Linked DNA regions of Homo sapiens: region 1 is linked to region 2. A link is a contact called in ENCODE Hi-C or POLR2A ChIA-PET data. All regions are on one chromosome and are shown on one strand. The core of a region is the stretch at or near the end of the contact, and the rest is flanking DNA. Distances in the headings are between cores, read along the strand shown.

Region 1 (2,978 bases), core at 131-2,630, 39 kb before region 2:
TTCTGTGCCATATTTTGAAATGGTCCTGCAAAGCTGTTCTTTGTGAGGGGTACATGTGCATTTGTAAAGAATCTCTGTTAACATAGCTAGATCTTTTTCTTCTAGGCCCTACCAATCCTGAAGAGATTAAGTAAGAATCTCGCACTGTTTAAAGGTCTGAATAGAAAACACTTATCATCTATTATCTCTAAGGGCAGCCAATAGAAGACTTGAAAACAACATTGGTCTCCACAATCTTTTACCTTAACGTGAACATTTCCTCTCCGTTGATCCCAGGTATTTAGACAAACTCAACCAATTGTCAATCAGAAAATGTTTCAATTTACCTGTAGCCCAGAAGTCCCCGCTTTGAGTTGCCCCTCCTTTCTGAACCAAAGCAGCGTATTTCTTAAATGTATTTGATTGATGTCTAATGCCTCCCTAAAATGTCTAAGAACAAGCTGTTCCCCATCACCTTGGACACATGTTCTCAGGACCTCCTGAGGGTCATTCATATTTAGCTTAGAATAAATCTCTTAAGATATTTTACAGTTTGATTCTTTTCCACGACAAAAATAACTCATTTTAAGTGCAGCATGAAATAATAAACGTAAGAAACAACTGGGCAACTTATATGCACTGTTACAATGTCAGTGCTTTTTTTAAATCACTTTTTTGTTTATTGAGACGGAGGAGGGAGCTCTGGGATAGAGGGTCTTACTTTGTCGCCCAGGCTGGCCTGGAACTCCAGGCTCAGCGATCCTCTCGCCCCTGCTTCCTGAGTAGCGGGGACCCCAGACTCCTGCCACCCCGCCCGCATCCCTGCTGTGTTTAAGCACACTCCTCTGCTCCGCACCCCAGACGGTGGCCCTAGGGAAGTCTCAGGAGCTGAGCACAGTGTGGACTCTCCCACTCCAGTGAATGGAGAATTGAAAGGGAGAGGATTTCTATTCTGTTCTGTGGACCGTCAGCATGAAATTGTACCTTTCGCTCAGGCAAGGCTTTGCATTTCGCATTCTAGTTTGCATTCCTGCCGTAGACAACTTCCAGGCTTTGGAATTAAATTGCTAAAATAAATTTCAATAGCAAGGAACTTTCCCGGATCCAATTACCGCCACACGGCGACTTCTCAGGGAGGTACTATTTCCCTGACTGCTGAGCTGCTCCAGCCTCACTGGCGGGTTTCACCTCTAAAACCTTGAAAACAGAGGCGCGGAGAGCGAGATGGAGAAAAGCTCAGGCCCCGCCCCTTTCCCGCCCCCGCGGACTCCTCCCAGCCCAAGACTCTTCTCTTCCGCGCCGGGCCCCTTGTCCTTTGCACCCCGCCCCGGCCTCGCCCAGGCCCCGCCCACCTCTCGGGGATCTGGCCCAGGTCCCGCTTCTGTCCTGCGCCGATTGGCACAGACCCGGAAGCGGATGGCGTGGACTGAAAGTTGCACGGCGGCGTGTGCGTTTCCTAGTTGTCTGGTGCTGCTATATAGGGGACGTGGGGTCCCCACAGACCTGCAGGTTCCGGCCCCTCTTTTCTCAACCCAGAGCAAATTGAAACGTCCGGGTGAGAGTCCGTGAGTCGCTTCCTTTTGAGTTTAAAGTTGCCCTGAGGCTGGTCCCGTCCCCGGTCTTTCTGCAGTGGGGCCGTGCAGACACCTCCTGTCGCGAAACTTTCCTTAGCAAAACCCTTTCTGACGCGTCCTCCCGCCTCGCGCTGTTTCAAGTCCTCACCCGGAGCTGGATTCTTGCCCTGGGCAAGAGCGCTTCCCAGCCTCGCTCTAGTCGGCCCCTGGAGCGCAGCGTTGCAGCCCCGCAGCCCCAGGGTGGCCGGTGCTTTGTGGCCACTCCTGGGCTCTTTCCCTTTCCATCTGAGACGTGGTGGAAGTGGGAGGGCTACAGGGAGAGTACCCTTTGATCCTTTGTTACTACGGGTGGGGAGATGGGGTTATTCCTTTTGGTCTAGTTTTGCAAAGTTCACATTAATTGGCCTTAGATTCCCAGAGCCAGGACCCAGATTTTCACTTTTCTTCTTTGTTGTTGGAGATGGGTCTCTGTGCCTACAGACTAGTATAGCCTGTGCCTGGACTAGTATAGTATAGTATAGTCTCTGTGCCTGGACTAGTATAGTCCAGCGGGGGCCGTCCAGTCTCAATGAAATTCTGGATGAGCCTAGGCAGTCTGTAATTTAGAAAATTTACGTAATGAGTTCTTTTCAGTGTGGTTTAAGCCTCACCAAGTGACTGTCCTTGTTGTGCTGTTGTATACAACTTCTGTCCTAGACAATTGAGCTTTCTTACGGGGTTGCTGAAGTTTTTTCTTTCCTTAGCTACATAGTATTGTCTAATAACTGAGGTTTTTAGGACCTAGAAGTTGCTAGTTTGGGCCTTCTGAGCTGGAATTGTGTGAGGAACTGGATCAGTGGGCACCAACTCTCGGGCTTCCTGAGGCCATCGGTCTCCAACAGTAGTTCCTCCGCGTACATAACAAGAAGCAACATTGAGGGAATGAGCTACATTTTCCGTTAACTGGAGAAACAAGTTCCTTGTCTTTTTTGGAAGCTCTGGTGCTGGCAGATTTAGCTCATTATAAAAGGCTTGAAACACTGGTTTGGGAAAGGGCCTGGGGACCTCCCCTCGGACTAAAATGGCAACTTGGGGGGTTACCCTTGTCCTATTGACCGTCAGGATTACACCTTCTCTTTTTCTCTAACGGGGGTCTAGGGAATTAGTGATTATTAGTTCTAGTGGGTTACAGTGACTGCTAGCACAGGAGGGGTTGGCTTCTTTTTTTTGAAAGTGAACCGGGTCTTTTTTGTCATTTTTCTAAGTAGCCTAAATAACACATGGGCAACAGGCAAATTTTCACAGACCTCTGCCTCATGACAAACATTTATTTTCTACTGTGCAGCTCCTTTCTTAGTTAAGAGAGCCACATCTTAATCTGAGCTTGTTACTATTAATGGCTGCACAAGCATCAAATTTAAAGTTTCTTGTTTGGGGATTCTTTTT
Region 2 (3,015 bases), core at 421-2,920:
TAGTGAAGATGATTTTTCATCTGGGGAAGATTTTTTAGTTTTCAATTGTATTTTCTCAACATTTAAAAAGTGAAGTAAAGAGTATTTCTTGGGCCCGGCACGGTGACTCACGCCTGTAATCCCAGCACTTCGGAAGGCCGAGGCAGGCGGATCACTTGAAGTCAGGAGTTTGAGACCAGCCTGGCCAACATGGTGAAACCCTGTCTCTACCAAAAGAACAAAAATTAGCCGGGCATGATGGCACGTGCCTGTAATACCAGCTACTATGCAGGCTGAGTCAGAAGAATTGCTTCAACCCAGAAGGCAGAGGCTGCAGTGAGCCGAGATCTTGCCAATGCACTCCAGCCTGGGTGACAGAGAAATACTCTGTCTCAAAAAAAAAAAAGAAAAAGAAAAAAAAGTAAATAAAAAAAAGAAACTAATAGATGTCATCCACAATTGTGCTGGGACAACTAACTGGATATCCACATGGAAAAGAATAAAGTTGGATCCCTATCTCACACAATGAAAATTTTATTTTAAAAATTAAAAAAAAAAGAGATGAGGAAGGGATCCCTGCGGCAGGGGGTGTTACTTTGTCACTCAGGCTGGCTTGGACCTCCGGGCTCAATGATCCTCCCGCCACTGCTTCCTGAGTAGCTGGACCTCAGGCTCCCGCCCCCACTTCCACATTTCTGCTGTGTTTAAGTAGCAGGTGGTGACCTCACTCCTCCCTGGCCTGAACACTCCCTCCGGCATCCCAGGCGGTGGCCCTAGGGAAGTCTCTGAAGCTGAGCACAGGGTGGACTCTCCCTCCGAAGCAAATGGAGAATAGAAAGGGAGAGATTTCTATTCTGTTCTGTGTACCATCAGCATGAGATCGTACTTTCTGCCTAGGCAGGGCTTTGCATTTCACGTTCTAGTTTGCATCCCTGTTCCAGACAATTCCAGGGCTTTTGAATCATGCCTCAGCCTTCCTGGCCACTCTTGCCTCCGGTGTAGCAGGACGAGCCACAGACAAAACCTCTCAGACACCGAGTTGTAGAAGGAAGGGCTTTATTCAGCTGGGAGCATCGGCAAGCTGCCTTAAAATCCGAGCTCCCCGGGTGCACAATTTCTGTCCCTTTTAAGGGCTCACAACACTAAAGATTTCACATAAAAGGGTCGTGATTGAGCAATCTAGGGGATACGTAACAGGGACTACAGTCCCAGATATATACACAGGGGTTTCGTGCACTGGTAGAGAGAAACAGAACAGGGCAGGGAGTTTCATAATGTTCTTCTATACAATGTCTGGAATCTATGAAAAACATTGGTTTCTAAGTTATGAGTTGATTTTTAACTATTGGGTTTAGGCCAGGCAGGCCCAGGCCTGGTTTTGGGCGTGGCGCAGGGCTGCCTGTCTTCGGTTTTACTTCCTTGTTGTTTTTTTTCTTAAAACAGGTACTGAGTATAAAACAATATAAAACAATATGAGAGGGTCTGTCTCTTCCCTCACCAAAACCCGAAAAACAGCGGCTAGGTACGCGGCTGAGAGAAGCACAGATCCGCCCCCGCCCCGCGTCTGCCGGTTCTACAGGGCAGGTCTCTCCGCCTGGCGCCCCGCCCCTACCTCGCCCAGGCCCCGCCCCTACCTCGCCCAGGCCCCGCCCACCTCGTTGGCTCCACGGAGGCCTGGCTTCTGTCCTGTGCTTGTAGATTCGCCCGGACCAGGAAGCGGATCGCGTGGACTGGAAGTCACACTGCGGCGGTGAGTTTTGCTCTGTGTTGTATTGAGGCTGTGCCTCCAGGTCCCCGGCAATTCTGTACCTGGGATGTGGGGTCTCCACAGACCTGGAAATTCTCGCCCTTCTTCCTTCAACAAGAGCAAATGGAGACATTCCCCTAGGAGTCCGGAAGTCACTTCCTTTTGGGTTTAAAGTCGCCCTGAGGCTGCCCTGTCCTCGGTCTTTTTGCTATAGGGCAATGTATACAGTTTGTATCGCGTAGTTTTCCCGTTCACAACCGTTTGTTGACTCCTCCCACCCCGCGCTTTTTAAAGTCCTCACCCGAGAGGTGGATCCCTGCTCTGGCGCTTCCCAGCCTCACCCTCGTCGGCCCCTGGAGCCCAGCGCTGACACCACAGTCCCAGGGAGGCCGCGTTCTCTGCCCGGTGGTGGGATCCTGCGGACCCCACCCTTGTCCGAAGGCGTCATCTCCCCCCCACCTCCCTCCTCATGCCGGGCCCTGTTGCTCCCCAAGTCTCCCCTCCGCAGTCACCGCTTTCCCTGAGCCCGCGTTGGGGAGGTACCCGGGGCCTGTCCTGTGACACGGGGTGTTCTTGCCTGCCCAGCTCCAGCCCCTGGAAAATGCGCTTCTCTGGGATGCAGGCGTCTTACTCCAAACCCTCCTGTGATTGTGTGGGCCAAAGGGATCAGGAGACAGAGAGAGGGAATCAGAGAGCAGTAGAAAACCTGAGACAGATAAAAGAAGAAGGAGAAAGACCCATAACAGATGGCAAAGTAGGGGATGGTCAGGGATTTGCCAAGAGACAGCAAAAGTGAAAAAACAAAAGATAACAAAGCAGGAGGAGAAAAGCAACTGGAGAAATGTAGAGAAAAGCTGGATGTACAGAGAGATGAAGGACAGACAGCAAGGTAGGGAGAGGGGCAGCAAACAGAAAGGCTCATGAGAATGAGGGAGAGGAGGAGGGATTTGGAGCCAGGGCAGACAGAGCAGAGTGGTGCTGGTGGCAAGGAGAACAGAGGGAGAACCACAGCAGGGAGGACACCTGGGAAATCTGGGGTGCCAGAGAGTGGGGCCAGGGGGGTATAACGGGGAAGAGAGAATTTAACAGGGAGAGCTCAGGAGAGATGGGAGAAGAGGTGGAAATCTATGGACATTGAGAACAATCTAAAGATTGGGGAAAAGGAGCAACAAGAGGTTAAATAAGCTGTGGATGGAGTCCAGCTAATTTTTGTATTTTTAGTAGAGACAGGATTTCACCATGTTGGCCAGGCTGGTCTCAAACTCCTGACTTCAGGTGATCCACCTGCC

The links. Hi-C counts contacts between places; a loop is a spot of excess contacts on that map. ChIA-PET counts read pairs that join two places held with the same protein, here RNA polymerase II (POLR2A). Pooled maps may share reads with other maps.
Region 1: a map of CD8-positive, alpha-beta T cell shows a loop between it and region 2 (12-fold over the local background). The contact joins the promoter of ZNF816 here to the promoter of ZNF888 in region 2. A Hi-C loop is called at or near these places in 26 of 168 maps with a recorded cell type or tissue (B cell, CD14-positive monocyte, CD4-positive, alpha-beta T cell and 19 more), 15 of 37 single-sample maps with no recorded cell type and 32 of 50 pooled maps. POLR2A ChIA-PET finds 5 or more read pairs at or near these places in 10 of 52 experiments (CD4-positive, alpha-beta T cell, H1, HepG2 and 6 more).

Annotation. Positions count from the first base shown.
Region 1 is chr19:52,961,283-52,964,260 of GRCh38, reverse strand. It overlaps ZNF816 (zinc finger protein 816), which reads left to right and starts at 1,380. Exons shown (of 4, transcript NM_001202457.3): 1 at 1,380-1,534. It overlaps ZNF816-ZNF321P (ZNF816-ZNF321P readthrough), which reads left to right and starts at 1,380. Exons shown (of 4, transcript NM_001202473.2): 1 at 1,380-1,544. RefSeq lists a silencer at 1,153-1,352 and an enhancer at 1,413-1,662.
Region 2 is chr19:52,922,083-52,925,097 of GRCh38, reverse strand. ZNF888 (zinc finger protein 888) reads left to right here and starts at 1,670. Exons shown (of 5, transcript NM_001393938.1): 1 at 1,670-1,729. It overlaps ZNF888-AS1 (ZNF888 antisense RNA 1), which reads right to left and starts at 1,749. Exons shown (of 2, transcript NR_186336.1): 1 at 1,634-1,749; 2 at 1,019-1,425. RefSeq lists enhancers at 1,288-1,457, 1,738-1,787, 1,277-2,008, 2,009-2,742 and a silencer at 1,548-1,597.